Regions from separate parts of the Mus musculus genome. Here all the other regions are linked to region 2. Evidence: chromatin loops called from intact Hi-C (ENCODE). Cell type or tissue: heart. All regions are shown on one strand. Each heading gives the region's core, and the rest is flanking DNA. Links, peaks and the distances in the headings are about the cores only.

Region 1 (6,439 bases), core at 960-5,959, 70 kb before region 2:
GCTCAGCAGTTGAGAGCAGTGGCTGCTCTTCCAGAGGTCCTGAATTCCGTTCCCAGCAACCACATGGCGGCTTACAACCATCTCTAATGGGATCCGAAGCCCTCTTCTGGTGCGTCTGAAGACCATGACAGCGTACGCACATACATAAAATAAAATCTTAAAATTGAAGAACCAGTCAGCAAGGCCCCTCCCTGCCTGACTCCATTAGGAATCTGGTACATAAATCATTTTGGCTGGTCATAGTGGCTCACATTTAATCCTAGCACTTGAGAGGTAGAGGTAAGCAGACCTCTGTGAGTTCGAGGCCAGCCTTAGTCTACATAGTGAGATCCAAGACAGCCAGGGCTACATAGTGAAACACTCTCTCAAAAACCCTAAACAAACAGACAAACAGATGTTCTTTTAATTCCCAAACACACAGGCAACAAGAGTTAGGTTTCCTCACTGTTGCTCAAACTCATGAACACCCCCTGCCTCAGAGCCCTGTGCTCACTCTTCCTTCTCTCTGGAAGGCTTTCACACAAGACACCTACACAGCTTTTGGCATCCTTCAGGGTCTTGGTCAACTGCCATTATGGGACACCTTCCCTACACTCTTAAAAACTCCCTCTGCTCCACACTCGCTCTCTGGCATTCGCCAGCCCCTGACAAGCCAGGGACTCTCCCTGTTTACTGGGCCATCATCCCTGCCGAGTGACAGTTCTCTGGTGGCAAGGATTTCCTTTTGCTTTTCATTTTTATTAATTTGCTTATTTGGGGATTGGGGGTGGGGGTGGGGGTGGAGAGGTGGCGATAGGGAGGCCCGCATGCCAGGGTGACCACTTCCAGGAGTCAGTCCTCTCCATACACCATGCGAGTCCCAGAGATCAGGCAGCAAGCACCTTTACCTGTGGAGCCATGTCGTCAGCCCCTAGGGACTGTCCTTTTCACTTCCACTGCATAGTACCTGGTACAGAGCAGACACACTGCAAAGGCTTGGACAAGTGAGTATGGCGTGGGAATGGGGGATGACCCAGGACACTGAGGAAGCATAGAAGCCACCTTCATATCCTGGCCTTCTGCCTCTAGACCAGTCTCTTCCTTTCACTGACAAGGGATCAGCATGGATCTGCAAGCACAGGGAGCACAGGCCTGGGTGCCTCCCTTCCTGAGAACAGTACCCCCTGCAGAGGGCCCTAGCCTCTGCCAGCCACGCCCACTCCAAATCCCAGAGTGGGTGAAAAGACAGAATCTTCTCTTCTCTGCCTCCTGAGTTGCGAGGTGAGACCCACCCACCCCACCCCCCCTTGAGAAGCCATCACCTGTGGATAGGGACTTTCTCGGGTGGCCTCACAGAGGGTGGCTCTGCCCCCTCAGACAAGGTGCTATAGGGAAGACAAGCAGACACAAAGCCTGCTGGGACAGGTCAGCCTTAGCCCCCTTCCCCCTCTGTGCTGGTCCCAGAAAGCAAGAACGGGGCCTGAGGAGACCAAGGAGGTGGCCGCGTGCTGCAAATGGCAAAGGGCCATAGCTGAAGTGGCTGCTGGTCAAGCAGCCTGCCTGAGCTCACTTCCGGCTCACGGGGGCCTTGGCAAGTTGTGTAAGAGCTCCAGGCCATGCAGGACTGGTGCAGGAGGCAATGTACAAATGCACAGGAAACGCTTAGGGCAGACGGTCCCATGAGCACTCGCTGAACTGTGAGCTGACCCACTCCTATAGTCCTGTCATCGCCACCATGGCTTGCAGGTATAAGCTACCAACCCATTATCACCACCACCACCATGACTGTCTCATCATCGCTAGTGCCCTCATTACAACCACCATTACTACCATTATAACTACCTCCTTATCACCACCATCATCATCACCAGCACCACCATCAGCAGTATCACTATTACCATTCCCCACTATGATCATCACCACCACCAGCATAAGCATCACCCATCAGCACCAGCATATCACAACCACTATCATCACCATCATCATAGCCATCGGCATTATCACTATACTCCATCACCATCAACATTACCACCAAGGGAAGGGACAAGAATCAGGGTGAGGTGGCAGCAAAGGCCCTTCACTCCTCACACCCTCAGAGTTCTACTTCCCAGAGTAGCCAGATAGGGGGCAGCCGGTTGGCACTGGAGATTGTTGGCAGAAGTGGCCACGGGGCTGGCACCATCAGGACAGGACTGGCTGCCAGTTCCCCAGCCTTAGCCTTCATATTCTTGGAGGTAGGATGTCATGTCTGTGCAGTGCCCACCCCTTACTCCCATGCCCTGGTGGAATAACTGAGCAGGTCCTGCTGCCGGGCGGTGAATGGGTGACCCAGCCCTCCTCAGGTCTTCGTTGGATGCTTCCAGGGTGTGTTCTGAGACAGTGCCGTGCGATTCACTCAGACTGCCTCACCCTCACCTCCCAAAGACTGGATTCGTATGTGGGGCCTTGCCCAGCAGCCCTGTGACACTTGCTGGTGACTTCTGTGTTAGCCTTTGTTCTTTTAAAAAAATAACTGCAGCTGCTGCAGAATGAAGAGCCATGAGCAGGGTCCTGGGATGCAAGTCCTTGCCTGCATCCCACTGCTGTGCACAGAAACTTCTGCCGCCAGGCTCTGCTGCACAGAGGAGGGAACAGAGGAGCAGGCTGGCTCCTTCATCCCCACCTTTGCCCACCACTCACACTGGCAGGGTTCTCGGCGCTGCTGGGATCCACAAGAGGCTATAGCATTCCAGGCTCAGCTGCAAATCCTCCTGAGGGCAGGGGCCTGCCAGCTAGGTCCTCAGTGAACAACCCCAGCCCTCCATCATACCCGAGGCACGGCCTCAGCTCCCCACATTGACCTCTCTTCTCAGGAGCCCAGGGCCAGAGTTGCACAGGTTTTCCAAAAATCACAAGGTTGAGGAGATGCAGGAAAGGCTGTGCCTCACCGGGGCCTCACCACAGATCTTTCCTTGGCCCCCTCCCCTCCTGTATCCATCATCACCTAAAGAACTCTGTCTAGAGGCAGAGGATCTGCTCACAAGCCCCGGATGAAGCGGTGTGGTCCTGGGGCCCAACAGCATCCAGTAAACCCCTCTATAGAGCTCTGCCCCAAGATCTGGAGCTGTGGGGCTGAACTCAAGCTGACCTCCCCAGTAGGGGGAGGGAGTGGGGCATAAAAATGGAGCTTTGGGACCTGAGAGGGGAATCTCAGCAAACATTGAAACTTACATGTGAAGTGTGAACAGCTATGCACACACAACAATGAAGACCACCAGCAGCAGTGGTGGCCAAGACGGTGGCAGCGACAGCAGCAGCCAGACCCCCATCACATGCCCAAGGTGAAGCCTTCTACCCTCACTGAAACAGGCCCTGTAATTACCCCACAACGTTCAGATGCAGAAACTGAAACAGAGAAGTTAAGCAAGCTGCCCACGCCACACAGCAAGTAGAAGGTAGACTCAAGATCTAAACTTGGCAGCCTGGCTCCAGAGTCCAAAGGACACACAATCACTGAAGGACTGGAGAGCCTGGGCAGGGGCAGGAGCTGGCCACTGGGGGTTGCTGCTGCGTTACTGTTGCCTTAAAGCAAGCACACACACTTTCCCTGTAAGCAAGCCTCTCCCAAGCACCTGTGTGCACAGGGCCCCAGTTCTCCGGGAAACCCCAGCCCCTCCTTCCCCAGTTCCAGAATCAGAGGCTCACAACAATTTCCCCTGATCCCTCCCTTACTCCATGGCACCCTCTCCCCCACCCTGAGCTCCTGTACCATCCAGACCATATGGGTCTCCTCTTGGAGCTGCAGGCAGCCCAGTGACTAGACTGAAATTGCATCTCCTTCTGCCACACCACTGTAAAGGACAGAGCCTCCTCCCCTTAGAGCTGGTACCACCTTCCCCCACTGGGCTGATGTGGAGCAACAATGTGACCTAGAGTTAGCAATCTGCCCTTTAAATTCACAGGACCCTGCTCCTCTTTGCAAGAGTCACTGTCCAAGCCTACATAACAATCCTGGGGCCCCTTGGGTATCAGTCCAGCTGTCTGTCAAAGGATAGGTGACATGGGGAGCCAAAGCCAGATGCATCATATGGTCCCCAGTCCCTGCTCTGTCTCTTACAGCTGTGCAGCCTTGGCACATGGACTTAAGCTCTCTGGGCCTGACTCTATCAGCAGTATGAGGATAAGAAAGACAGATGGAAGCCGGGCATAGTGGCGCACGCCTTTAATCCCAGCACTTGGGAGGCAGAGGCAGGCAGCTTTCTGAGTTCGAGGCCAGCCTGGTCTACAAAGTGAGTTCCAGGACAGCCAAGGCTACACAGAGAAACCCTGTCTCAAAAAAACAACAACAACAAAAAGAAAGAAAGAAAGAAAGAAAGAAAGAAAGACAGACAGACAGACGGACAGTTACAAGAGGCTGAGCACACCTAGTCTCTGGCACAGGCCTTGGCACTTCCCAGGTACTCAACAAACAAACTGTGCCAACGCTTACCACTGTTCCTATTCGGCAAGTATGCAGGGGGCACTGACTCAATGTACCCCTAACCATCCCTGTAACCCCAGACAGCGTTAACATCACTCTTCCATTTTGCAGATGTAGAAAGGGAGACCTGAAAAAGTTGTTTATAAGATTTTACATCTAGTAAGGGAACAGGATTTGAATCTAGAAGACCCCAGACTCCAGGGAGCATACACACAGCTCTGCCTGTCTGTCTGTCTGAGACACAGTTTCTCTGTGTAGCCCTGGCTGTCCTGGAACTAAGAAATCTGCCCACTTCTGTCCCCCAAGTGCTAGGATTCAATGTGTGTGCCCCCAGGTCAGGGATACACACAGGTCTTAATGGGCAGCCTGGATTCCAGGATGATGTCTGGTTCTTCCTCCTACCTCCTGAGAGACACCTTCCAACCAGCTCACCTCCTACAACTCCGTACCTAGGAACCAGGTCCCAATCAACCCTGGAGGCTGATGTCCTCTTCCTAGTAGCCCCTCCCTGCCATGCCCAAGTCCCTGCACCCCCTCCACCCCTCACTCTCTCCCACCTTGGCCCGCTGCTTTGTCTTTGACCCTCAATCCCAGAGTCCCTTGCAGCTGCTGCTTACCACAGGACAGGCACAGCAGAGAACAGCTCTTAATTCCAGGGCTGAGAACTTTGCTTGGAGTCTCCCCTACTTCCCAGAGCTTCAACACAGGCAAGACCACTGGACTCACAGAACAGAAAATCAGCTTGAAGGGAGGCAGGGACTTTCTCAAGGTCACTGAATGAGTGCTAGTTAAGAACTCAGCCAGAGGCTGGCCACTGAGCCCAGAGGCCCAGAGGTCTGTGGGCAGGGCTGCGGCTCAGCTGCTCACTGGTCAGTCCACCAGAGCCCTGACAGCAGCTTCCTGTTACATGGCCATCACCCTGGGGTAGATGCTCTATACCCTAACCTAGAACTTACAAAGGGCCTGGGTTCGGTTCTCAGCACCCACATGACACAGCCCACAAACACTTGCAACTCCAACTTGAGCAAATTCAGCACTCTAATCTCCCTGGGCACCTGCACACGTATGATGCATATAAACTCACACAGGCACACAAACACACAGATCAATATGTTGTGGTGCTGGGAATGGAACTTAGGACCTTGTTCATGCTAAGTAAGAGCAAGACCACTGTGCTACACTAGCCAATCCCATCATTCCATGCGATAAATGAGAGGATGCCCTCAAGACTGCCGGGTAGCAAATGCCAGAGCCCCCTACCTCAGATCAGCCCCTGCCTCCAGCTCCGCACTGCTCTACCTCCACGAAGAAAGCATCAGCGTCAACCTGAAGGCTTGCGAGTGCAGCAGGCACGGGTCTTGGGTTCTAACAACATCACCAAAACAAAACCACCCATAAACGCCCCCCCCCCACTCCCGCAGCCCCTCAACCCAGGGTTTCAGAGAAGCTCCAGGTTTGACTTCTCCCATCCAGCTTCTCCCGCTGCCTCAAAGAGGTGTCACCAGAGCTAGACAGTGGCCTGACTTTAGGATCTTTGCAGGATCCCCCCCTCTCCCACCGCCCCCCATGCCTGAGATGTGGCCACAGCACCTACTCTAACCATCCTAGCAACTTTCCCACCTACCCACAGGGTACAGACTTTGTCAGTACAAAAGGCCAGGATCAGAGCAGACACTGACACACACTGTGTGACACAGACAGTCACACAGTCACTAGTGGGGTTGTAAAGTCAGGTCTGCCATTGGTCCTGTCATCCTCTGGTCTTCCCTATAGCTTCTCTGGCCTAATCGTGAGCACCGTGAGCCTGTGCAGATCCCTTCACACCCCCATGACAATGTCAACCTCTCAACGTAACTCAATTTTCTCCTCAACCCTAAGGAACCGCCATTAGACTCATTTTTCTGATGAAGAAACAGAAGTTGCTACCTAGCTGGGTGCTCAGCACTGGCTGTGCCTTGGTTTGCTAACCTGCAGAATGGGGTCATAACAGCCTCTCAAGGT
Region 2 (6,439 bases), core at 707-5,706:
GTCTCCTTGAGGTTTCAGCCAGGCAGCTGGCTGTGTCCACCCCACATTCTGGGGAGGGAAATAAGTATGGGAGGGTGACAGGGGACACTTTGAGGTGGTGGCCACCTCTGTGAGTGAGAGAGGCAGCTGCTCAGCCAAGAACTGGGGGCAGGGGCGCCTCCTGCGGCTAATTAAACTGAGCCGGTGATGAATCGGTAGAGGTTACAGCGTGCTAATTAAAGGTGCTGTATCTTGCCTGGCAAGGATGGAAGGCACCAGAAGCTCTGCAACCACAAGCAGGGCCAGGCCTGTGAGGCCTCCCACTGTGCAGGTTCTGGGTTGTCCTTCCCTTCTCCGCCCCTCCCCAGAGGGCCGGCCCCCTCCCCACTTCCCTATCTCTTCTGCCCACCTTGGGCCAGCCCTGCCTCCAACTTCCCCCGCCTTCCCACCACCCCAAATCCTCCCCAGATAAAGGCGAGCAGAGGCGAAGTAGAGCCTGTCGCCCTTAGCCTGAATCAGTGGTGGGTTCTGCGGGCGGGCGCTGTGTTGAGCCTCCGTGGAGCTCCTTTTAACCCCAATTCCTAATGTGTCACTGCTGAATTCAAGTGTAATAGGAACAAGGCCACCAAGACTTTTTTTTTTTTTTGAGACAGGGTTTCTCTGTGTAGCCCTGGCTGTCCTGGAATTCACTTTGTAGACCAGGCTGGCCTCGAACTCAGAAATCCTCCTGTTTTTGCCTCCCAAATGCTGGGATTAAAGGCGTGCACCACCATGCCCGGCTCGACTTCTAGAATCTTAACTACTTTTCTGTTTTGTTTTGTTTGGGGCTTTATTTCTATTAGAGAGACAGACAGACAGACAGACAGACAGACAGACAGGCAGGCAGGCAGGCAGACATGCAGAGAGTTAGTTCCCAAACACTCTAGCCTTAACAATACAGTCATGTCTGGGGAAAGTTAAACAAATGACCTCTGACCTTTGACCTTTGCACAGAGCAGGGAAAAAAGACTCCAAAGCACCCAGTCCTGCCCCAAGTTGGTTCCAGGCAGAGGTGTGGCTCAGTGGCTCCCCAGAGACTTGAGTTAGAGTCCAAGCCCGGCTCATTTGCCAATTATGTTAATTGGCAGGAGAAGCAGCTGCCCTGTGCCTTGACCTGTACCCCACCTGGAAGAGCCACTGAGACCGCAGCAAAGGAGACAACTCAGGTGAAACTAGTCCAGAGTCAGCTCCGACTGCTATGAGCCACTCTGACCTTCCAGCACCGGGATCATCTGGTTGGCCTGGCACCAGAACAATGCACCCCCACCCCCACCCCAAATCCAAAAGGCTGCAGCCTGTGTCCTGGAGAGGGTGATGAGAAGGGCAGGTGAGATAGCGCAGCTGGTTAAGAGCACTGACTGTTCTTCCAGGTGTTTTGAGTTCAATTCCCAGCAACCACATGGTGGCTCACAACCATCTGTAATGGGATCTGATGCCCTCTTCTGGGGTGTGTGACTGAAGACAGCTACAGTGTACTCATCTAAATATAAATAAATAAATAAATAAATAAATAAATAAATAAATAAATAAATAAATAAATAAATAAATAAATAAATAGCACTGGCTGTTCTACTGGAGTAAGTTAAGGTTCAACTCTTTTTTGTTTGTTTTGTTCTTTAGTTTTTGTTTTTGTTTGTTTGGGGTTTTTTGTTTTTGTTTTTTGTTTTTGTTTTTTGTTTTTTGTTTTTCGAGACAGGGTTTCTCTGTGTAGCCCTGGCTGTCCTGGAACTTACTCTGTAGACCAGGATGACCTCGAACTCAGAAATATGCCTGCCTCTGCCTCCCAAGTGCTGGGATCGAAGGTGTGCGCCACCACGCCCAGCTAAGGTTCAACTCTTAACACACAGTTCTGTTTAACTCGAATTCCAGGGAGACCCAATGCCCTGTTCTGATCAGCACACCAGACATGAGCATACATGCAGGAAGACCACTCATACACGTAAAATTCAATAAAATATTTCAAAGGATAAAATTTAGTTTGTTTTTTTTTTTTTTTAATTAAAAAGGTGACTGGCAGGATGGTGGCAGCATATGCCTCTAATCCCAACACTCCGGAGGCAGAAACAGGCAGATTTCTGAGCTGGAGACCAGCTTGGTCTACAGAGCAAATTCCAGGACACCCAGGGCTGACACAGGGAATCCTTGTCTCAAAAAACTAAAGACAAAATAGAGTGATTAGAGATGCTGAGTGGGGTGCTCATGAAGGGACTCTCCTGTGGAATGGGCTGCCGGATACAGAATTCAGCATTAGGCTTCACAAAGGAGACCAAGATGAACTTGGGACTCATTACTTCTCAGGGGACCCCAGTCTGGAATCAGAGAAAAAACAGTCACACATCTGGAGCTATGGGTCCAGGGTAGAGTGCTGGCTTGACATGTAGAAGGCCCTAGGCTCATCCCTAGCACCACAAAAGTGAACAAATTTAACTAAAAAGGAAAAGAAAAAAAAAATCCAGTGTAGAGACACACGATTATAATCTCAGCATCTGGTCGGCAGAGGCAAGGGGATAGGGGCTTCAGACCAGCCTTAGCTCCTTAGTAAGCTGAAGGCCAGTCTGAGCTGTAGTGACTCTGTCTCGACCCTCACCCAATGAAAGAACGCAGGCACAGGGAGGCTCTGGTGTCTCTATGCAAAGGCCTGAGTAGGAAGCGCTGCTGGTTTTGGAGGTCAGCTGCAAAACAGAAGGAAGGCAACTTTCTGACCTTGTTGGAGGGGGAAGCTGCTTTGTGGGTTCTGGGGGACACGGGCCTGATCACTCTAAGAAGCTCACAGACATCTGGAATTTCAGATACTGTGGTTTCAAGGACGGCAGGGTCCACAAATCCATTCATGTCTTTGAAGGGCTATGTTATCCCTCTTCATGGCCAGGCATACAGCTAGGATGAGAGCTTTTGCTGCTAAGTAACTCTGTGACGGAAGGAATACTGAGCCATCATGAGACCCAGACGCGTGAAACCCGTGGCTGAGAAACTCAGGACTACTGTCTGCCCTGACCCTGGGACCTTAGGCTACTTATCAAAGCTAGCAGGGATCTAGCCTCAAGAGTACGCCCCTATCCCACTATCCTCACTACAGGGAGGAGCGGGCACAAAGGTCCTAAGCAGGTGGCGCTACACGGAAGCCTATACTAGCAAAACCCGCAGCTCCTGGAAAACATCGGGTTGCCTCAGCGTCCCTGGGGGCCCCTTACCGGGAGCTCAGCCAAATGCTGGTCTATAGCACCCTCTGGTGGTAGTTTGGGGAAGTGGTGCACACAGAACCCACTGTTTGTTTAAGGTTGGGTGGGGCAGGTCATTATTGGAAGAGCGAACTACCCTTCCCAGACAAGAGAAAACAGGCCTAGAAGGGCAGTGGCTGCAGGGTCAATACTGACTCAAAACTGGAACCAGAACGCCTCTGTACCAAGTGACTTTACGTGGGGCTCTCCAAACACTCTACAGGCTGGGAGGTACGCAGTTACCAGAATGCTTGCTTAGCATGCACCAGTGTCTGAGTTCAGTCCCCAGAACTGCATAAAACTGGATATGGCTGGCGTGCACCTGCAATCCCAGCTCTTGGGAGGCGGAAGTTGAAGAATCAGAACGTCAAGGTCATTGACAACCACATCCAGAGGCCAACCTGGGGGAAAGGAGGGAGGTAGAGAGGAAAGGGGAGAAATGTAGAAAATGTTTAGAAATAAAATTAACAGAAGTAAGACTTTATACCCTGAAAACTATAAAACATTGCTTAAAATGTTTAAATAACCAAAATCAATGAAATATCTGTATTCTTGAGTCTGAGGACCAATTTTTTTTCCTTTTTTTTTTTTTTTTTTTTTGTTTTTTTGTTTTTTTCGAGACAGGGTTTTTCTGTATAGCCCTGGCTGTCCTGGAACTCACTCTGTAGACCAGGCTGGCCTCGAACTCAGAAATCCGCCTGCCTCTGCCTCCCAGGCTCTGTGTATGGCAAGGCAAATGGATTAATCCTGAGATTTGTTCAGCCTGAACCTTAGTCTCTTATAGAGATGAACAAGTTAGTGGTAAGATTCACACAGAGACTAGAGAGACTTAGAATGATAATCTTTAAAAAGGAACAACACTTGGGAGTGGAGAGATGGCTCAGTGGTTAGGAGCACTGATTACTCTTCCAGAGGACTGGGGTTCAAATCCCAACACACACATGACAGCTCAGAATTATTTGTAACTTGAAGATCTGAGAAGATAGGAAAAAAAAAGAACAAACGAAAGAAGAAACACTTTTGGGGCTACTACACTTCCCATTGCAAAAGTTCTCAGATCACTGTCACAGTCAGAAGAGACAAGGGTAGAGAGGAGTAAAACAGCACTGAGAGTCCAAGGATAGACCTTCACATCTGACACAGCACTGAGAGTCCAAGGTTAGACCTTCACATCTGACACAGCACTGAGAGTCCAAGGATAGACCTTCACATTGAGGTCAGCCTCTCAACAAAGGCAGCAAGCCAGCTTAATAAGGACAGGACAACCTTCTCAACAAATATGGCAGCAGACACTTGTCACATGGTAGCAGACCCCTATCTCACACTACACAAACATTAACTGATGACAAACTGTAGGCCTAAATGTGAAGCCCAAACTGTACAACTGTCAGAGGAGGACATTCTGAGTATGAGAGGCCATGCTTGTAACTCCATCACTTGAGAGGCTGAGGCAGGAGAATCAAGAGTTTGTTCACATGGCAAGACCCTATTTCAAGAAAGAAAGAAGAATCAAGAGAAAGGAGCCATACATTCACATATACAGTCATGTGGCCCATTCACTCATTCACCCACACATGCACTCATGTGGCTCATTCATTCATTCACAGGTACACTCATGTGACTCATTCATTCATTCATTCATTCACATGTACACTTATATGACTGTTCACAGCAGCATTATTCATAGTTTTAAAAAAAATCAAGGGTCTCCCAAGCTGCTGGAGAGATGGCTTATCAGGCACTTGCTCTTCCAGAAGACATGGGTTTGATATGCAGCACCCACATGGTAGCTCACAACCACCCATAGCTCCAGTTACAGGGCTCCAACTCCCTTCTAACCTCTTAGGCGCACCAGGAATACACATGGTGCAGAGAAATACATGCAGGCAAAAGACACACATACAGTGACAATTTTAAATGAAAAAAAAAAAAAAAAGATCTCCTTCAAATGAAGGCTGGAGAAAGAGTGGGTGTCAGAAATTGAACTCAGCTCCTCTGCAAGAACGATATGCACTGGTAACTGCCACACCATCTTTCCAGGCCCTCTTCTTTATTTTATTTTATTTTATTTTATTTATTTATTTTGGTTTTTCGAGACAGGGTTTCTCTGTATAGCCCTGACTGTCCTGGAACTCACTTTGTAGACCAGGCTGGCCTCGAACTCAGAAATCCGCCTGCCTCTGCCTCCCAAGTGCTGGGATTAAAGGCGTGTGCCACCACGCCTGGCTTTTATTTTATTTTATCTTCTTTTAAAGATTTATTTATTTTATTTTATTATATGTGATTACGCTGTAGCTGTCTTGTCACTCCAGAAAAGGGCGTCAGATCTTGTTATGGATGGTTGTGAGCCACCATGTGGTTGCTGGGATTTGAGCTCAAGACCTTCGGAAGAGCAGTCGGTGCTCTTAATCGCTGAGCCATCTCACCAGCCCCTTATTTTATTTTTTAAGTCTGTCTTTTGACCTATAACTTTACTTCTAGAAAATTCTATGAGGAATCTTTCAAGTGTGACAGAACATAATATAAATATTTTAATAACAACATAGTTCGCTACAGCAAAAAAAAAAAAAAAAAAAAAAAAAAAAATTAAAATACCCTGTACCTGTGGGTAGGTTTATCCACCTCACTGTGGAACAATGACATCATCAAAAATGATGAACGATTAAAAAATAATAATGAAAAAATAAATTTAAAAGACAGAGGTGGGGCTGGTGAGATGGCTCAGCAGGTAAGAGCACCGACTGCTCTACTAAAGGTCTGAAGTTCAAATCCCAGCAACCACATGGTGGCTCACAACCACCCGTAATGAGATCTGACGCCTTCTTCTGGTGTGTTTGAAGTCAGTGTACTTATGTATAATAATAAATATTTGGGCCAGAGCAAGCAGGGACTGAGCAAGCAGGGTTGACTGAAGTGCAATGGTCCTAAAAATTCAATTCCCAGCAACCACATAGTGGCTCCCAACCATCTGTAATGGGATAGGATGCCCTATTCTGGTGTGTCTGAAGACAGCTACAGTGTAGGCATATAAATAAAATAAATCTTTAAAAAAAAAAAAAAGTCGGAGGCACTGAGTATCATTTGATAGTAGAGCTTCCCCCGACCCCCAGCATGTCTGAAGCCATGGGCTCAAGCCCTAGGATGACAAAAGTAAATGGAGGGGGTTGAGGCTGTGTCTTACCCTCAATCAGGACAGCCTGGTA
Region 3 (6,208 bases), core at 1-5,000, 440 kb before region 2:
ACAAAACCAGAACCATGTGAATGTCCACAGACAGGGTGTGCGTATCAGCTGTGACACACACACAATGTAGCACCACACAGCAGTTAAGGACCCACACCAGGGGCTGGGAGTAGCATTCAGTGGTGGAGGCCTCACTGACACAGAAGACTATAGACTTCACCCCCATCACACCACACACCAATGCCATGGGCAACTAAAGGGGAGGTGTGACATCCAGATGAAAGAAGTGAACCTAAACAGAGTAGATGCCAGAAGGTTCTACATCATGGAATTCAAAACCAGGCAAAAGTCATCTCTGAAGGTCACAGTGTTCTTCATGATCGCCCCAGACTTAAACACTGTAACTGATGCCCATCAGCTGATGACCAGAGGGAGAACATGTGGGCATCCATACCACGGAATAGTGTCTGTGTCTGTGACAGAACAGAGACAACTGTTGGAAACCCTGGGAGCATGCTAAGTAGAGGCCAGGCACCAATATCTGTTACCCTTGAAATGAAATTCCCAGAATGGCGCAGGGGTTGCCAAGGGCTGGGTGGGAGACTCAAGAAAGGGGTTCTGAGCGCCAGGGATGGGGCTGGATAACATGTGATGAAACATTGTGCAATTCACAATTCTTCCGCTATTATGAAAGTCGTCAGGAGCTGTGGTGGCTGCGCCTTTATTCCCAGCACTGCATTCAAAGCCAGTCTGGTCTGCAGGGTGAGTTCCAGGACAGCCTGGACAGGGCTACACAGAGAAACCCTGTCTTTAAAAAAAAAATCATTGGAGCATACACTTTAAATGTGTGGATTTTATGGCTTGTGCATTATATATCATTAAAGCTGTAAAATTCACTTATACCAACAAAGCTGTGAAGGGAGGTGGGGGGAGTGCTAGCTGAAGCAGGGAGGTACTGCCTCAGAATAGCTGGAAGGAGCCTTCTGAAGGGGCTACTTAGCTACAGATCATCAAAGTCAGACCTTAAGCATCTGTATACTTTAGCTGGGTCTAGAAGTGCAGGCTTGTAATGTAGGCTACTCTGGAGACATATCACAAGTTCAAGGTCTGCCAGGGTAGTTACTGACCCTGTCTCAAAATAAAAAGTAAAGGGGCTGTGGTTCTGTGGCAGAACACTTGCCTGACATGTGTATGGTACTAGACTCAGTCTCCAGTAACACACACACACACACACACACACACACACACACACACACACACACACACCATTGGATATGTTATGATTTGATGTTTAAACTAGGTACAAAAAAATAAAATGAAAAGTTGGATATATAATCTAAATCTGTAAAGAATAAGTGGGATATGGAGAGAACTCTCTAGATGTGGCTGAGGATGTGGCTTGGTGGCAGAGTGCCTACCAGGCATGCTCAAGATCTGGGTTTGAGCCTTAGTACCACATAAAAGAGAAGTATGACATAAAGAAAATGGCTGACTTAGAGTTGGGCTGTGAATCGCAGCATGCAGGAGGATACCATGGAGCCAACCCGGGATATGGAGACCCTGTCTCTCAAAAGGAAAGGAGAGTCTGGAGAGATGGCTCTGTGGTTAAGAGCACTTGCTGCTCTTGCAGAGGACCTGGGTCCTGGCACTCATATGTCGGCTCCCAATCATCTAATCCTAGTTCCATGGTTCCAATACCCTCTTTTGGATGCTGAGGGCACCAGACATGCATGTGGTACACATACATATATGCAGGCAAAATGCCCCTACATGTAAAATAAGTCATTTCAGGACCAGTTTTTTAAAAGAAAAGGAGTGGCAAATTGGCTGAGTGAAAGTGCCTGCTGCCAAGCTTGAGGTCCTGAGTTCAAGCCCCAGGATCCATGTAGTGGAAGGAAAGCACTGACTCCTGCTGGAGGCGTCCTCAAACCCTGACAAAAACTGACACTCCCACCCCTAGCAGCCACAACTGCTCAGCTAGGGGTGGGACTTCAGAGGCCAACTTCTCATCTCTGCTGGGATTTTGTCCAGTTGATCTTGTGCTGGTTTTGTGCAGGCAGACATAGCTTCTTCGAGGTCTGGTGTGTTATGGTCCTGTCATCCAGAAAATCCTCTTTTACAGCATTCCTCCACTGTCTATGGCTTTACAATCTCTCTACTGCCTCTTTCTGGATGATCTCTGAGCCTGGGAAGGGTGTGTGTGTGTGTGAGAGAGATGTGGATATTTCCTTTAGGGTTGAGACTTGTCAATACTTAATCACTTACTCGGCCATAATACAAGCGTCGCCGAATTCCAAAGAACATGCAGATGGTCTCTTAACTTAGCGGTTGCTTGGTATATGGTTTTAAAAATAGCTTTATGGGACACCTAAAAGCACTAGCATTTTCATCATACAAAGGGGCTAGCTTTAGGTGCTCAGGCCTGCGCTGGGACTTTAACCATCTTCTACCACAGTAACAAGAAAAGTGAATTAGGGAACAAAACAGACCCGGCCGAGCTGATGTGTCATCACCACTGCCAGGAAGTTGAAAAGACAGGGAGCATGAATTCAAATTAGCATCATGTGACAGGGGCCTCACATTAAGAGAGTAGCACAGGGGGAAAGCCTCCATTGCTAGTGTCAGCAGTGACACTGGCATCTTTCCACTTAGGATCCAACCCTAAGTGGAGGCAACAACAGAGTCAACATGGCAGTTTGGAGTGGAGCAAGAGTCCAGGGCTAAGTGTCCTCAGGCATCCCTAGGACTGGCCTTCCTCTGGTGCTGCTACTTTTGTGATGAAGCCAGTCAGGTTTATGTCCAGCTCTGAAAGGCTCCCAGGCTTATGGCTGTTTAGGGGGATATGTGCCTTATGGACATTAAGCCACTGGAGACGGTGGTCTAGCCTCTCTAGCCATGAAACCAAATGTCCCACTGAAGTCTTTGAAATGGAACTGCTTGCAGCCTTCTAGCTCCTTCCGCCCTACAGCCCTGCAGTTTGGCAACTGCTGTTCCTGCCCCTCAGCACTCAGCCTGTTTTCTGCCTGCCGTGATAAGGCATGGACAGGAGGTGGCAGCAGAGAGTGATTGAGAGCCTGGTCATTTATCTCCAGTGTTCTGATGGTACAGACATAGTTGCATTGAGAAGAAATGATACAAAGGTGGGCATGGTGGTACATGCCTCCAGTCTAGACACTAGGGAAGTGGGCAGAAAGACCAGGAAATCAAGGCCATCCTATCTAGGCTATGTAGTGAATTGAGAGCCTGTCTCATAAAAATGAGTGAGTGAGTGAGTGACTGAGTGACTGAGTGAGTGACTGAGTGAATGAATGCATGAATATGCTCTCCCTTTGGATTTTGATCTCTTTCCATGTCTATTAATATACTGTCCTCCCTCATGATGCTGAGCCAGGGCAGTGAGCTACAGCTCTGATTTAGCCAAGAGATCACCAGAAGAAACAAAAAAAGAAGCCATGATATGCAGTTGCTGAACTACAGTGTTCAGTAACTAAGTGTTCGAGGCATTTTTGACTTCTGCATTTTGCCTTACAGTGAGTGTATCGTAATCCTGAATCAAGGGGCAGTTATATATCCTATAGACCATGTTCACCAATTATACTTTAATTAAGACAAACACCCACAGACTGCTCATCAAATCCATTCTAGAGGGAGGAAGGGAAGAATAGGAAGGAAGGGACACTCTGACTAGGGCAAACCTCAGACGACAGCTGAAGTCCTCTCCTGCACGCCATAGCTGGGGAGTGGATGGGGTGAGGTATCAGCTGTGACCTAGACTCAAGCCCCCCGGAGATCACTTATCCCCAAAGACCTCTGGGTCTCCACTTATCAGCGTTAACATTTAACAGGCAGCAACTGAATCAAGGATGTAGCCCCCAGAGTGAGCTCCCACATTATATCCACTCCTCTTTGATCCAGTGTCTGTCCTCAAGACAAATGTCCCTTGGTAACATGGGTAACACATTGCAAGGAAATCGCTATTTGTAGAGGGCATGATTCCCCTCACCCTAGCAGAGCCCCAGCCCTCATTGCTCCTCAGTCTCACCGTGACTCTGCTCTGCTCAACCCTGCAGGAGCCAAGTTCCCCATCAAGTGGACAGCTCCTGAAGCCATCAACTTTGGTTCCTTCACCATCAAGTCAGATGTCTGGTCCTTTGGTATCCTGCTGATGGAAATTGTCACCTATGGCCGGATCCCTTACCCAGGTAGGAAAAGGGACATGGGCTTAGGGGTGTCTCCAGCCCAACCTGGCAATGGCCCATCTCGTCAGTATGTCTATTACACTCAGCTCTTGATCTTCCCCCAGTCCCTCTCCACCTTTCTCATATCAGAGGTACTGCCCTCCACCATCCCTCCGCTAGTGTAAGGGGTTGGCTGGCTATCTCCTCTTTCCCACACCTTACTGCACTCAAGCAATCGAAGTTCAGCTATTTGAGCAGGAGGTGGATGGGAAGATCTGGAGAAGTAGCATGAGGCTGAGAAGAAGTCAACTTTTTTTTTTTTTTTTTGAGACAAACTCTTACTCTGTAGCTCTGGCTAGCCTGGAGTTTGATATGCAGACCAGGCTGTCCTTGAAGTCCCAGAAACCCATCTGCCTCTGCCTCTGCCTCTGCCTCTGCCTCCCAAGTGCTGGGACGAAAGGTCTACAGCATCACACCTGGATGATCTCTACTTTTAAGAGATGTATACTTGAGGCTGGAGAGGTGGATCAGAGGTTAAGAGTACTTGCTCTCCCAGAGGATGAGGGTCCAGTTCCTAGCACCGATGTGGTAACTCACAACTATCTCATTCTAGTCCCAGGGGATCTGATGTCCTGTGATGGCCTATGAGGACACCCGTATACACATGGTGTATATATGCACACATATACATGGAGGAAGAACACTCATACACATAAAATACAAATAAATAAATAAATCTGAGGGGCAGGCCTCAGTTCCATGAGAATGGGTGAAAGTATGTGATCAAGGTGGCACACGGGCAGCTGGGGCAGGTGGTGGCACATGGGTACCTGGGGCAGGTGGTAGCACATGGGCAGCTGGGGCAGGTGGTGGCACATGGGTACCTGGGCCAGGTGTTGGCACATGGGCAGCTGGGACAGGTGTTGGCACATGGGCAGCGGGACAGGTGTTGGCATAGACAACAGAAATAAGCTGATGAACTGAGCCACATTTCAAAAGAAGCAAAGAGAGCCAAGGCTGGCTGTCCTGATAGTGAAGAAGCTGTGGAAATTTGGGGTGATTCACTAGAGAGGATGGCCGTCCAACTAAGATATTTAAAGTTTCTTGTTTTTGCTCTTAATCACTGACCCATCTCTTCAGCCCTAATCACAGAAGTTTAAAAAATACTAAAAATAAAAGTAAAGTTGGTAACCATAGTTATTTCATTGTTGTTTTTAGAGATAACAGATGTAAACTTAGAATAAGGAAATGATGGTGTTCAGAGTGACCTTGAATCTGGCTTTGGGGGGGCGGGTACACTAGTAAAATCCAGGCAGGCATAGTAGCCTGCACCCTTGGTTCTGGCAGAAGAAAAGGCAGGTGGATCTCAGTGAGTTTGAGACCAGCTGGCCTACACAGTGAGTTCTAGGATGGCCAGAGCTACGTAGTAAGACCCTGTCTCAAAAATAAATACAAACAAACGGATAGATAGATAAAACAACAGACCAAGATATGCAGAAACAGTAGGCTGGTTAATGTTCTGCCACCTTAAGAGGTCTGGCATTGCCAGATACTGATGGTGCATGCCTTTAACTCCAGCACCCAGGAGGCAAAGGCAGGCGAATCTCTTCAGTTTGAATTTGAGGCCAGCCTGGTCTACAGACTGAGTTCCAGGACAACCAATGCTACAAAGAGAAACCCTGTCTCAAAAACAAAAACAACAACAACAAAAGAGGTCTGGCATGTCTTGATGGCTGGACAAACTTAGCAATTGGACAGTTAGTTTCTGTCCCTTCCTCACACAGTTAGATGATAACTGCAGCTCCATTTGCTACCCCTCCCTAACACACACACACACACACACACACACACACACACACACACACACATTTAATTTCACTCCTCTTTTTCAGGTATGTCAAACCCAGAGGTGATTCGGGCACTAGAGCATGGGTACCGTATGCCTCGACCAGATAACTGTCCAGAAGAGCTCTACAATATCATGATCCGCTGCTGGAAGAACCGCCCCGAGGAACGGCCCACCTTTGAATACATCCAGAGTGTGCTGGATGACTTCTACACGGCCACTGAGAGCCAGTATCAGCAGCAGC
Region 4 (6,439 bases), core at 624-5,623, 110 kb before region 2:
GCTGCTGGGCCTCACACTCTGCTGGGGACAAGCTGCTCACTGGGGCCACTCTGCTTCCTCCTTTTCTTTCCAGCATGAGGCCAGGAAGCAAGGCAGTCTCCCAGCAGCCCCAGAGGAGACTCCATCCTGTCCCCTCTCCCCCTCCCTCCCTACCTTCCTGGGACAGGAATAACAGGCCCTCTGGCCACAGGGAAGAAAGGGCTAGCAGGCAGTGGTGCAGCCCAAGGAAGCACTATGGGTAGAATTTGACCTTGGGCTCCTGCCAAGGACAAAGCTGACAAGGATTTGGGGGCTGATGCCTCAGACCATGGAGCAGGCAGGCGTTCTCTATGACAATCTAGAAGCCAATCTTTCCCTTTTAAATCTAGCATGTGGATGGGCCCCGGCTAGTGTGCTCAGGGTGGGGGTTGGGCACTTCTGACTTTACCTTTGCAACCTCTGGCTCAGAGTCTAGGGAAAAGGGGAAGCTATCTGGGCCTGAGCATCATAACCTAACAATGGGCCCATGTTCCCAAGGTATCCACAGAGCTCCAGGGCCCTGCACAATGGGCTCCTTTTCTATATCTGCATCACACAGCCCTGTGAGGAAGACATTCTTCCCACTCTGCTGAGAAAGGCGGTTCTGCTTCCCTCTCTTGGGAGTTGGAGAGGGAAACTGGGTGAGTGATTTCACCCAGCACCTCTTCAGGTCTTGGTTTCCTTGGCTGTATGCCAGGACTGACAGCTCATAGCGATTATGAGCAGGGGATTCTCAGAGAGGTTCCCTAGCCTGCTGTGGGATACACAGGTCCCCCTGGCCTGGGGCCCACTTTTCCATGGGTTGTGCTCTGATTTCCTCTCTGCAGTGGGAAGGTCAGCTGCCTGGGACTGAGGATAGGCAGGCACCTGTCCTCTTTCCTGTCAAGATAAGCACCAGGAGAGAGGCTCAAAACAGTCCTCAGGCTGGTTTATATTCTATTCAGTTCTGGGTTGTGAGCAACACCCTCCCCCCTTCTCCTCCTTTCTTGAGCTGAGGATGGGAAGGACCCTCCTAAGGTGGAGGCAGCCAGTGGAGAGAGGAAGCGCAATGCAGTTAGGCTGCCTGCACATAAGTCCCCAACCTGAGGACTTTGCAGCCTTTGGGGAGGAACACCTTCCCCACCATAGGAAACAGCAGGAAAGCCAGAAGGCTATAGTCCCCCAGAGCAGTCTTGCCTCTTCAGGCAGCAGTTTTGTTGTGCCTGACTCCTCCGGTTGCAATGGAAACAATTAGGGCAGAAATAGGAGGGGACCAGCATACTTAGGTGGGCAGGATCCAGGCAGCCAGCACCAGGGTCCAGACTTGCAGTTTGGGGCATAAGCAGAGAAAAGGGCCCCCAGGCCCATTTGCAGGCCAAGGATTATCTTGGCCTTGGGGCCAGGCCACGAGTAACAGTGACAAGCATCCCTTAGGGTCACTCTCCCATATTAGAGCCCTGGGCTAAGCTCAGGGATGACCTCTCAAGCCTTATCAGTCCTTGGAGTAGGGACCCTACTTACTCCGTGCACAGAGCTGAGACCCACACTCATACAGCCAAGCCTAGGAGCCTACTCTCAACAACAGAATCAGCATTAGCTCTGGACCTTCACACCTTGGAAGCTGTCTTACTACCTGCTAGGCAGCTACTGCTTAGAGGCTCCCAGGCAGCAAAGCCTCTCGATCTGGTGAATCAGCTGCTGTCATCAGCTGCTCAGGTGCTTGTTGCCTGTGTCCCTGTCACCGGGCTGTCACAGCATAGTCCACTTGTTCTCCCCAGGTGGGTGCCTGCCCTTAGAGGTCTACCTGAATAAGTGGCTTCCTGTCCACTCCTACTTTGTCCTCATGGTCAGACAACTGCCCCTACCCCTTTTGTCCTGTTGTGGCTCATAATTTGCAGGCCTGAAGCCAGGGGAGGCACAGTATGTCATGGGAAGGCCCAGAACCTTGATTAGTGTACCTCCCCAAGCCACAACACACTAAGCCACCCATGCCACCCATGATAACTATGGTCAAATGTTCTGGTCCGTGTTACAGTCAAAGCCAGCTGCAGGCAGACAAACTGATGGGCTGTGTAGGAAGATGTGGGAGGGGAACCCTTGATGGTCTCACTGGGCTGAACAGAGCAAAGGGCAGCTTCAGCTAATCACAAGTGGTCTGTCCATCTTCAGTACTAATCAGGCCTCACTGATCTGATGGGAGGTCACATGAGGCAGACCTTAGTGAGCATGCACCACTGGCAGGAGTTAAGGGCCAAAGGGTAAGAAGAACATGCCTCATGGGGTGTGTGTCTGTCTTCAGAGACCCAGATCCATGTGTACATGAGTGGACAACCAGCCCCAGGGGCAAGGTCAAGTGGCTAGGATGGAAGAACCCAGAGAACAGGAAGTTTGGCCACTTAGAATTAGGTGAGAGGAGAGGGGCTAGCCTAAGCCTTGAAGGGCAAGATGATGGGTTGTTGGTTCTAAGAGAAGCTTAACATTTACAAAACCAATAAAGAAGCACTGTGGTGGTACATACATAGTCTCAGCACTCGAGACACTACAGCAGGAGGATTGACAGCTTGGAGCCAGCCTGGGCTATATGGTGAGACTCTGTCTCAAAAATAAGTAAGCAAGCAAGTAATTAATAATTAGAAAGTTAAACAAATCCAAACAAGGCTCCTGAGGCAGTGCCACCACCCACATGGCCTCTGGAGGACCTGTCCGCTGCGTGGCCCCCACCTTTGGGCTCCGGGCCGCTGGAGTTAAAGTGCATCCTCTTCTGGCATTCCGTGCAGCTCATGAGGAACCGAGTCACAGCCTCTCTGGGGAGGAAGGCGTAGGTCTCCGCGATCTGCCAGAAAACAGTTTGCACATCATGTGCCATCTTGAAGGCAACTTAGTCGCCAACAACATTGAGGGGCCAATGGCCTCTCTTCCTTTCTGTAAAATGAGCCACTTGTTTTTAAAACTTGAATAAAGGGGATTAAAAAATGAAAATTAAAAGCATTTAAACATGATCTAGTTTTAAACCTCTAATAAACAATATTCTTATCAGAACATTTTATGGCTGCCACTAAAAGGTGAGCTTGTGAACACTGCTCTAGAATACAACAACCTCTCCTCTTAGAGATGTATAAGCTAAGACCCACTTGTAAATTCACTGGCCTAGTAGCAAAGTCCAGTGTTCCACCACTGATGTCCTGGGCTAACCCACAGGCCAAGGACCTTTTTAGGCAGAGCTATAGAACGCTGGTTCAGGGCATCCAACTTTCCACATGTTCCTCCTGTAACTAAGGATTCTGTTGAGGCCCATGGCTCTTGAGAGGTAAGACTGCAGGTCACAGCACCCCACACTGAGGGAGGAGAGCTGGCAGGAGACAGGGAAGTAGAGATGGAATGGAAAGGATATGAAAAGGCTGGGTAGGAAGCAGGGAAGGGTGGGTGTGAGCCTGCAACGCTAGTAAGGGGGTCAGCATTACTCTAGGTTTTGGGAAGCTCTGATTCTGGTTTGGCTGTCCAAGGGGTCCAAAGTGTCCTATTTATGCCGCCTTTCCTCTGCCAGAGGCAGCCTGACAGCTGATTTTCCCGTGCTCTGCCTAGAAGCCAGTTCTCCCACTCCTCTCCACTAAGGGGCAGTATCACCCAAGCGTTCCCACCCTTAGCACAGCCCAGTGGAAAAGTTGACTGAGGGCTTTAGGGCCTCTCTGGACTCTACTGGGCCCTGCTCCTCCCATGGCCAGTACACAGTCTGCTTCTACAGGGACTAGAGACAGGATTCATGGACACCCTCAATCTCAGCTGGTAGAGGCAGCCCTCTAAGGAACAGCCTTCAAGGCTCCAGCCCAGCCACTGGCCTGCTTCACGTCCTAGAGAATTCTACTGCTGCCAGCTGCAAACTAGAGTTAATTTTGGTGGCACAGTTGTTACTTCTCAGCTGACTTGATGCTCTGCAGAGCAGGCAGTCTCTTTGATGAGTTATCTCCCTTCTAAATTCCCTGTCTGATTGCCTTGCTCTGGAGGTCAAGGACAAGGGCGAACCCTGTGTCTCTGGCTGGGAGAGCCACGGTGGAGGAAGAAGACCAGGTTGGCCCACGTTAGAGATGAGCACTAGAGCGTGGAGGGCTTTCTGCTAGGTAAGCATGCATCTTCATCCTAGCCTAGAGCTCTAGGAGTCCTTTCAGAGGATGCCAAGTTGGGAATAGTGAGTCTGTTGCAGGCAGAGCCAGAGCTGGGGCTGACTGGCCAAATGATGGGGTCCCAGACTCCCCTGAGATATTATATTTATTATATAAAGTTGGGCCTCAGAAGAGCTGAGTGGTTATGGGGATGAGAGATGCAGTCGGCTAAAAGGAAAGTGAGGTTCATGCCAGAGGAATAAGGTTGCTTCCTCACCTGCACTGGAAAGGCACAGACTCAAGAACAGCTCCTGGTCAGGCTGCTCTGCTGAGGGCTGCACACAGGGTGAGCATAGCTATCTTGGCTTCCTGGCCTTCAGAGCGCACAGGAGTCTGTCTCCAGGGTGCAATGGTGACCACAAGATCTGATCTTGGTTTGGTCCCCAGCAGTGGGCCAGGGAGATATATCTTCTGGCTCTGAGTCTCATAGGAGAATGGGAGAGGTAAAAAGTCCTTGGAGCTGTCAGAGGGTGGGGCAGTGTCAGAGGAAGCTGGGAGTTAGTTCTGTACTACATAGGAACCCATATGGACAGCACACCCTCCCTCTTATATTTTCCACAGAATCTTTTGGTTCAACCTTTGGTTGGTCAGGACTAGAAATGGAACCTCTATTTCTGTGTGTGTACTTGGATGCCACAGGCCCATGGAACACGGGACACACACACACATAGACACACAAAGACACACATAGACACACACACACAATAAGACCAGAAAGGCAATCCTCACACGCTCACAAGATGCTCATATCAGGAGGATGGTGGCTTTCAGATGTTTCAGACCCTGTTCTAGAAATAGATGCATGTGTACAAAACAGAGTAAGTGGACTGCCCTCATGTTCCAGGAGGAGGTGCTTCAGGCTCCCTCCCTGTCCCAGGCAGGACCCTTCCCTCAGCTGTCCTGCACTGCCTGCTGTGCTGCTGCTCTCAGTCTCCTGAAACCATGTATGGATTTCCCTTTTCTATTTTTCCTAGTGTTAAAAACTGAGAGATTTCATAGGCAGGGAGAACAGAAGCTATTTGCAGAGTAGCTGACTTGCAAGGCCTGGTTTTCACTCCCCAACTCAGAAGCCAACAGGGGCTGAAAAGAGGGGCAGGGTGTGGGGGGATTTGTACCACTTTACAAGATCCTCCTTCTGCCCTGTGCTGGATTAGCACGTGGTGGGCCTGGAGCAGCTGCTGACCACATCTGGCCCCAACTCCAAAGTGGCCCGGGTGGCCAGATCCAGGCTCTGCAAGCTGAGCTGGCCGCTAGCATCCCTGGAGGGGAGGAAGAGGTAAAAGGGTTCTTCCAACCTAGATTGGCTGAGATGGGGGAAAGCCCTGGGGGGTGGGGAGTGGGGGCTCAGGGAACTGGGAGCAGCCTGGAACTTGACCAGTGAGACTCCTAGGATCTTTGGATACTCAAGTCTCCCTGATGGAGAGGCTATGGCAGGGTTCCCTGCTCAAAAAGCCACTCCTTCTGTATCACCTGATGGAAATGCCTTCTGCCCGGACTCTAAAAACTACAGGCTTTAAAAGCACATAACCGGGGCTGGTGAGATGGCTCAGTGGGTAAGAGCACCCGACTGCTCTTCCAAAGGTCCAGAGTTCAAATCCCAGCAACCACATGGTGGCTCACAACCATCCGTAACAAGATCTGACTCCCTCTTCTGGTGTGTCTGAAGACAGCTACAGTGTACTTACATATAATAATAAATAAAAAACCTTTAAAAAAAAAAAAAAAAAAAAAAGCACATAACCTTTCCTCTCTAATTCTTTGCTGAACAGTTGCTGGAAAGATCCTCTTCCCTAATGAAGAACTGGCCTCCTTTAGTGCCCCAAACAAGGCTACCCACTTCCCTACTGTCTCCCAACCTCAAAGGCACTTCAGGCCTGTAAGAATTCGAAAGTCCCTGTACCTTATAGACGAAAAGCAGACCCAGGATTCAGGTTTGGCTAAATACATGGTGACAGATCCAAAACCCACTCATCCGAGGGCTTGATGAAAGCCTGCAGTGCCGGGCTGTGCCTCTCTACAGCCATGCACAGGGTTTGCTTAGGGGCTTTTTCTAAAGGGGGGCTCATGTCTACCGAGCAAGGCTGAGGAGCTAGGCAGGGCAGAGGGAAGTGAAAGCAGATGAAACGGGGAGCACACAGCATCCAGCTACCATCTCTGCCCCAGAAACAGGAAGACAGTAGCCAGGAAAGGTGGCAGATGGGAGAGAGGGATGGGTGAGGAGGTATGGAGGGAAAGTGGAAACACCAGCTCCTTGTCCTCCAATTGCTGCAGGAGGGCCCTAGCCT
Region 5 (6,439 bases), core at 567-5,566, 290 kb before region 2:
AGGTCCTTGTCTCACAGCGTTCAGCAGGTGCAAACCCAAAACCAAAAAGTAGGCAGACGGGATTTGAACTGGAGGAACACAGTGGGAGCAATGGCGCAGTAGTGTGCTGGAAAGCCATTCTCCAGGGATGGAGGGGACACTGCTGCATTAACTGGGGGAGGCGGTGACATTTTTGTTGAGGTTTGATCTCGGGAAGGGGCTCACTGTTTGAAGGTATACCAAAAGGATAAAGACTCCACGGTGGTCCTGAGCTAATTCCAGAAACTGCAGGAAGTGGCTGTGATGGGGTGAGTGGAGAGGTGGCTGGGAGTAGGGGGAGTCTACTCTAGAGGAGTCTACACGCCATGGGAACACTGGAGGCTTCTCAGAAGGTGTCATCATCTAGGTGTTTTTGTTGGTGTTAGTTTTTTAATGTGTGTGGATGTTTTGCCTGTGTGGATGCCTTGTGTCTACAGAGGCCGGAGGGATTGTTCAGTCTCCTGGAACTGGAGTTACAGAGGGTTGTGAGCTACCATGTGTGTTCTGGGACCTGTGGAACAATACCTACTGAGTTACCTTTCTTTCTCTCTCTCTTTTTTTTGGGGGGGTGGGGGGTTGGTTTTTCAAGACAGGGTTTCTCTGTATAGTCCTGGCTGTCCTGGAACTCACTCTGTAGACCAGGCTGACCTTGAACTCAGAAATCTGCCTGCCTCTGCCTCCCAAGTGCTAGGATTAAAGGCGTGCGCCACCACTGCCGGGCCCTGAGTCATCTTTCTAGACCTTAGAAAACCTTGGTGGTTTAAATAAATAATTTTTAAGACAGGGCCTATTGTAACCTAGGTTAACCTTAAGTTCTTTATGTAGTTGACTAAGGATGGGCTGGAACTTCTGATTCTTTTGCCTCTCTCCTGTGTACTGGGGTTATAAGTGTATGCTACCATACCAGATCATGTGGGCCTAGGGACTGACTTCAGAAACTTGTGTATGCTCGATAAGGCCTCTACTAACTGAGTCACATCCCTGGCCCCTAGTTTTCTGCTTTGTTTTTAAATCACTCTGAGGGCTGATGATGAGGTTCGGTGTAGAGTGTTCTCAGTGTGTGCATGTGCCCTCCGTGTCACAAAAGGAGGGCAAAAGAAAGTGAAGTCACCTGGCCTCTCTGGATTGTGAGTTTGAGAGAGCTTTAAGTGCCAGCCAGACTAGGTAGAAGGTTAGTAAGATGGTGGTGACTTTTTAGGGTGGTGGTAGGGGATGGTTATGTTTTGGAGGTGGCCAGTAGGGTGAAAGGATTAAGGGTGACTCCTAAGTTTTTGGCCCAAGCAGTTAGGTAGATTTAGAGGTGCCATCTGCCTCTCAAAGGATTAGAGGTCTCTGGTGAGGGGCCCTGAGAGGAACAACTGAATTATTCCAAGAGGCCCAAGGTACTACCAGTGCCTTAGCCCCTGCTGAAGGAAGACAGCCTGGAGGGTCTTACATTGTCCACCTAAGTCATCCAGATCTGCTTTTCCCAGGCTGGCTCGATGCCGGTCTGTGGAGTAGTAGTAAGTGGGTGCTCTGATGGGGTCCTGCTTACCTCTCTCTGGCTGTTTCAGTTGCCGTCCTAACCTGGGGATCTTGGCTGATGGAGGTTGGAAGGAATCTAGCCAGCTCTGGGGGAGAGCATATACTCACTAACACAGCTCACCCCCAGCACCTCAGATGGCCATGCTCTCCCTGCCAAAATGCCTCTTTCCTGGCTGCTGAACAGTAGGTCTTAAGGTTCAGAGCTTTTTAGACAGGGGAAGGCTTTGTAAAGCTGCTGTATTCTGCCAAAATTCCTAGAGGACTCTTGAACGTAGTAGCTCATCCAAGCAAGGGCTCCAGGCCTCATTTCCCATGCACTAGGAAAGGCCTTTGTTCATTTGGCGGTCAGTGAGGCCTGTTAGCGTTGTGGGACTCACAACTGCACACACTACTCCGAGTAGCTCTGGTGTTTTCTTTGCTCCTTCTTGAGTCTCATCCTCAGTCAGTGGTGGCCACATGGAGTGTGGGTTGTCCCAGGCTTCAGGTAAGGACACGTAGATACCTAGAAATCAGTCCTATTTGCTAGTGTATTCTGTACCTGCTAAGGGTTAAGGTAGGAAGATTGATGCTGGTTTAAGTGTGCTGCGCATGACAGAAGCACTTCTTGAACATGCACAGTCTAAGCCTAGATTGGAAAAATCAGGGTCTGGATTTCACCAGGATCCACTCACCCAGGTCAGATGTGAAACTATGGTCTCCTTCCATTTCCCTCCGGTCAAGCCACAGAAGCCAAAAGCAGTGCAGCAGTGGCCGAGAAAGAGGAGCTACTGAAAGCGCTGAGGGTGAAGCCACCCAGACAGCTGGGTGAATTATGGGTGGAGCTGTTCAAACAGCTGGATAATCTCTAGGTGGAGCTGTCCCAGCTGCAGGTCACTAAAGTAACTGTTGTTAGCATCATCTGTGTAGTCAAGATCTGAGCTGTCAAATCGAACTTTTGGGGTCACCTTTCTTAACCTTTGGAGAGAAAATCCTACAAAGACAAGAAGTACAAGCACCTGACTTAAGACCCTAGAAGACAGGGGTCATGCAGGGGCAAGAAGCCCCTCACCTAGACCCCAGAAGACAAGAGACCTACACACTCCTCACCCCCTTCACCAGGCCCAGAGCTGAAGACAGTGTAGGAGCTGCAGGAGGAGCTGTGCCTGCACACAGCTCAAAGAACACAGCCAAGGCCTGAGGTCACCCCAACAGTAAAACACGAAGCTGGCTCAGAACAACACCCCCATCCCCCAAGACTTTGTGCTACCAGCAAGCTGATAGTGTGTTTCGATAGCTAAGCTAAGGCTTGCTGAGCCAAGCTTGCAAGCCCTGCTTTCATTTGGTCTTCAGCAGTCTTTGTACAGGAACTGTTCCTCCCAGTTCCCAGAAGAGGGAAGTAGAGACTGTGTGAGTCAAATACTTCCCCAAAGATGCTGATCCGGAGTCCACCGCTCAGCCTACTATTCACTTTTCTCTAAGAAAGTTATTTATTAATTATGATTGTGCATTTTTGTGTGTGCATGGTGTGTGTACATGAGAACACGTGTGCCTGTGAAGGTCAGAGGACTTTTGTAGAGTCAGTCCATCTCCTACCTTTCTATGGGTTTCAGGGGTCAAACTCTGCCATCCACTGAACCATCGAGCTGGCCTTCTACTGCTCCCTCCCTCCCTCCCTCCCTCCCTCCCTCCCTCCCTCCCTCTGTTCCTTAGGATGCAGAGCCTCTTGCACGCTAAGCACAGGCTGCACCACTGAGGGGCATCCTCAGCCCCATCTGTTGTTTTTCAGAGGAGCAGTGACCACAGCATCCATTTGTCCGAGGCCTTTCTCTTCTGTGCCTGGGTAACTAGTTTGAAATGCAAATAGCAACCAGGTGCAGTGGGACTTGGTTATAATCCTGAGTGCTACTCAGGAGGTAGAGGCGGAAGGGTCAGGAGTTGTTTGGGGTTACACAGTTCCTTTGAGGTTAGCAGGCATTATAAGAGACCCCATCTCAACAAAGAAACCAACCAAAAAGTGACTTCAAAGGATGTTTGAGGAGATGGGAAACTCCTTTGTCTGTTTTAGAGTAATGGTGAATCTTCTCAGTATTTGATGGATGAGGCTACAGACCCAGCTTTGGGCTAGATAGGCAGGCCAGCCTTATCCTTTGAAGTAGTCTAGCTGCCGGCCTCACACAGCTGAAGCTGGAGCCTTGAGCTTCTTTTCCCAGTCACTTAACCCTCAACTCACTTAGTCCTGCCTGTTACATATACACGAAAGAGGGGAGGGTACAGAAGCCCTTCATTCAGTGCCTTTAGAAAGCTTGGTTAAGGGCTGATACGATGGCTTAGCTGATAAAGGTGCCTGATGGCCTGAGTTCAAGTCCAGACACACAGTGAACAGAGAGAATCAGATCCTGCAAGTTGTTCTCCTACCTCCACACATGCACTGTGACCTTCGCCCATGGGTGCACACACAAAGTAGATGAACACAGTATTAAAAAAAAAAGGCTTTGGCTCAGATCTTTAATCCAGCACTCAGGAGGCTGAGGCAGATGGATCTCTGTGAGTTCAAGCAGTCAGGGCTAAATGGTAAGACGCTGTCTGAAACTCATCTCCCAAATTAAAAAAATATATATATATTTAAGAAGATCTATTGGTCAAGCCTTTGCTATCACAGAAAATTCTGTCACTTGTATTGTGACATGGGGAAATCAGTCAACCTGCCTGGACCTCAGTGTCTGTCTCTCCCTTAGTGTATGTTTAAGTATGTCTGTAGCTGCATACACAAACACATGACTGGGCCTTGAGGTGGACATCTTCTCCCTTGGTGCCTGTATGCTGGGCTTTCTCCCAGACTTTCTGGGTGGGGCGCTCAGGGCGTTTCTCCAAGCATACAGTGAGCCCTCTTGTTAGTACCACAGGTCTGCATTGCTTCTTTTTTTTTTTTTTTTTTAAAGATTCATTTATTTATTATATATAAGTACACTGTAGCTGTCTTCAGACACACCAGAAGAGGGAGTCAGATCTTTTTACGGATGGTTGTGAGCCACCATGTGGTTGCTGGGATTTGAACTCTGAACCTTCGGAAGAGCAGTCAGTGCTCTTACCCACTGAGCCACCTCACCAGCCCCTGCATTGCTTCTTGAGGTGGGAGTGTTTAAGGATCAGTTAATCCTGATGATACATTGTGTCTCTTCATTCTGTCACCTGATTGCAGACACTGAGCTCACTGCCGGCAGATCTATCTTTAGTATACTGATGTAGTTAAATCATAATTTGCATTCGAGATCTCTCTCCCACCAATGATAATGGGGTGGGGTTGGTTGGTTTTTAAAATTTGGGCCTGTTACAGCACTTTCATTTTCTCATACTAAAGCACAGGATAGATGTGGGTGTGGTCCAGGTGAAGTAGGAAGACAACTGAGGTTTGGGACATTAATAAACTGTCACTCATGCTGGAGTCCTCCATAGCACCTTTGCACAGGTTTCAGTGGGACTGTGTGGGCTTCAGTGTAGGAGACAGGCTGGGCAGAATAGGAGCTGCCTCTAGCAGCCCAGGGGCGGGAGCAGTCAGGACTCTGCTGACAATTCTGGAAGCTGAGCGCAAAGCTCGCTGGTAAAGTGTGGAAAGTATAGTGTCAGCCCAGGTGACTAAGATGATTGTGGGCAGGTGGTCTTCGGTTTTGCAAGCTGAGCGGTAAGGAAGTGGAGATGCTCTGACAGGCACCATCTCCCCTTGCTGATGCTCGCTCTGCAGCCCTTTTCAAAGGGGAAATTTTCCTGTTTAAGAAAATAAAATTTCCAGGAGGTGGTGGTGCACACCTTTAATCCCAGCACGTGGGAGACTGAGAGATCTCTGAGTTAGAGGCCAGCCTGGTCTACAGATCAAATTCCAGGAAAGTCAAGGCTAGACAAAGAAAACCTATCTTGGGGGTGGATGGAGAAGGAAAAAAAATTCCAATAAGGAAAAGTCAAGGAAATCATGGTAAGATCAAAGTGAGGTTCACCCCAGGTCCTACCAGCTTGAAGTGATCCATTAGCGTGTTACTGCTGTGTGCAAATATGTCCCGAAGTGATGTGAGATGTTTCACAGGAGTCACACACCAGATATTTATATTACAATTTAAACAGTAGCAAAATCACAGTTATGAAGTTGCAATGAAAATGATTTTATGGTTGGGGGTCCTCACATGATAAGGAACTTCATTAAAGGGTCACAGCATTAGGAAGGCAGAAAACACTGTTTTAGCGTCATCTACTGCACGCTGATTATTTTGAAACAAATTATATATACATAACTTTACCTGAAAATTCTTGTATCTATCTTAAAAAATAAACATTTTTTAACTTTTTAAAAAATTTATTTATTTTTTTAAAGATTTATTTATTTATCTGTAAGTACACTGTAGCTGTCTTCAGACATTCCAGAAGAGGGCATCAGATCTCATTACAGATGGTTGCCAGCCACCATGTGGTTGCTGGGATTTGAAGTCAGGAGCAGTCAGTGTTCTTAACTGCTGAGCCATCTCACCAGCCCCAATAAACTTATTCTTATAATATTTTTATGTGTCTGTGTGTGTGCCTGCATCATGTATATATGTGCAGCACATGCATGTGAAGGTAGATGTCAGACCTCCTGAAACTAGAATTACAGGTAGTTGTAAGCCACCTAATATGGAAGTAATGGAGAGGCTCTCTGATTTTCACCCCCATAGCCATGCAACCCCCCCACCCCTCCCCCCCACACATAAGAAGTAGAGAACAAGCCAGGTGTGGTGGTGCACATGTGTAATGTCAGCACTTGGGAAGAGAATGGAGAAAGGCCAGGAGTTCAAAGCCATCCTTAAGCCAGGTGTGGTGGCACACACCTTTAATCCCAGCACTTGGGAAGCAGAGGCAGGCGGATTTCTGACCAGGCTAGCCTGGTCTACAAAGT

What was found. Hi-C counts contacts between places; a loop is a spot of excess contacts. Peaks named below come from ENCODE experiments on the same cell type or tissue, not always from the same donor. Only the 100,000 strongest peaks of a DNase experiment are listed, where the experiment ranks them.
Region 1: a loop joins it to region 2, with 2.5 times the contacts of the local background. A loop is called at or near these places in 9 of 42 quality-filtered maps.
Region 3: it touches region 2 in a loop (8-fold over the local background); 22 of 42 quality-filtered maps call a loop at or near these places.
Region 4: a loop joins it to region 2, with 9 times the contacts of the local background. A loop is called at or near these places in 33 of 42 quality-filtered maps.
Region 5: it touches region 2 in a loop (2.0-fold over the local background); 4 of 42 quality-filtered maps call a loop at or near these places.

What each region holds. Positions count from the first base shown.
Region 1 is chr2:153,513,635-153,520,073 of GRCm38, forward strand. All of the region lies in intron 1 of Nol4l (nucleolar protein 4-like), which reads right to left. Among named protein-coding and RNA genes, the nearest start is that of Nol4l, 13 kb to the right of the region's middle. In heart, for the core only: a CTCF peak has its summit at 3,494; a DNase peak (open chromatin) is centred at 1,526; H3K27ac peaks cover 2,676 bases.
Region 2 is chr2:153,583,486-153,589,924 of GRCm38, forward strand. No RefSeq gene overlaps it. Among named protein-coding and RNA genes, the nearest start is that of Commd7, 46 kb to the right of the region's middle. In heart, for the core only: a CTCF peak has its summit at 3,250 (motif pointing left); a DNase peak (open chromatin) is centred at 3,236; H3K4me3 peaks cover 387 bases; H3K27ac peaks cover 2,373 bases.
Region 3 is chr2:153,144,937-153,151,144 of GRCm38, forward strand. It overlaps Hck (hemopoietic cell kinase), which reads left to right. Exons shown (of 13, transcript NM_010407.4): 12 at 4,011-4,142; 13 at 6,011-6,208. Among named protein-coding and RNA genes, the nearest start is that of Tm9sf4, 13 kb to the right of the region's middle. In heart, for the core only: a CTCF peak has its summit at 2,984 (motif pointing right); a DNase peak (open chromatin) is centred at 2,945; H3K27me3 peaks cover 1,247 bases.
Region 4 is chr2:153,475,153-153,481,591 of GRCm38, forward strand. Nol4l (nucleolar protein 4-like) reads right to left here. Exons shown (of 11, transcript NM_001134300.2): 3 at 2,719-2,830. Among named protein-coding and RNA genes, the nearest start is that of Nol4l, 52 kb to the right of the region's middle. In heart, for the core only: a CTCF peak has its summit at 3,599; DNase peaks (open chromatin) are centred at 759 and 3,649; H3K27ac peaks cover 4,133 bases.
Region 5 is chr2:153,296,288-153,302,726 of GRCm38, forward strand. The region is part of intron 1 of Kif3b (kinesin family member 3B); the gene reads left to right. Among named protein-coding and RNA genes, the nearest start is that of Gm39961, 8.1 kb to the left of the region's middle. In heart, for the core only: a CTCF peak has its summit at 2,908 (motif pointing right); DNase peaks (open chromatin) are centred at 2,334 and 2,894.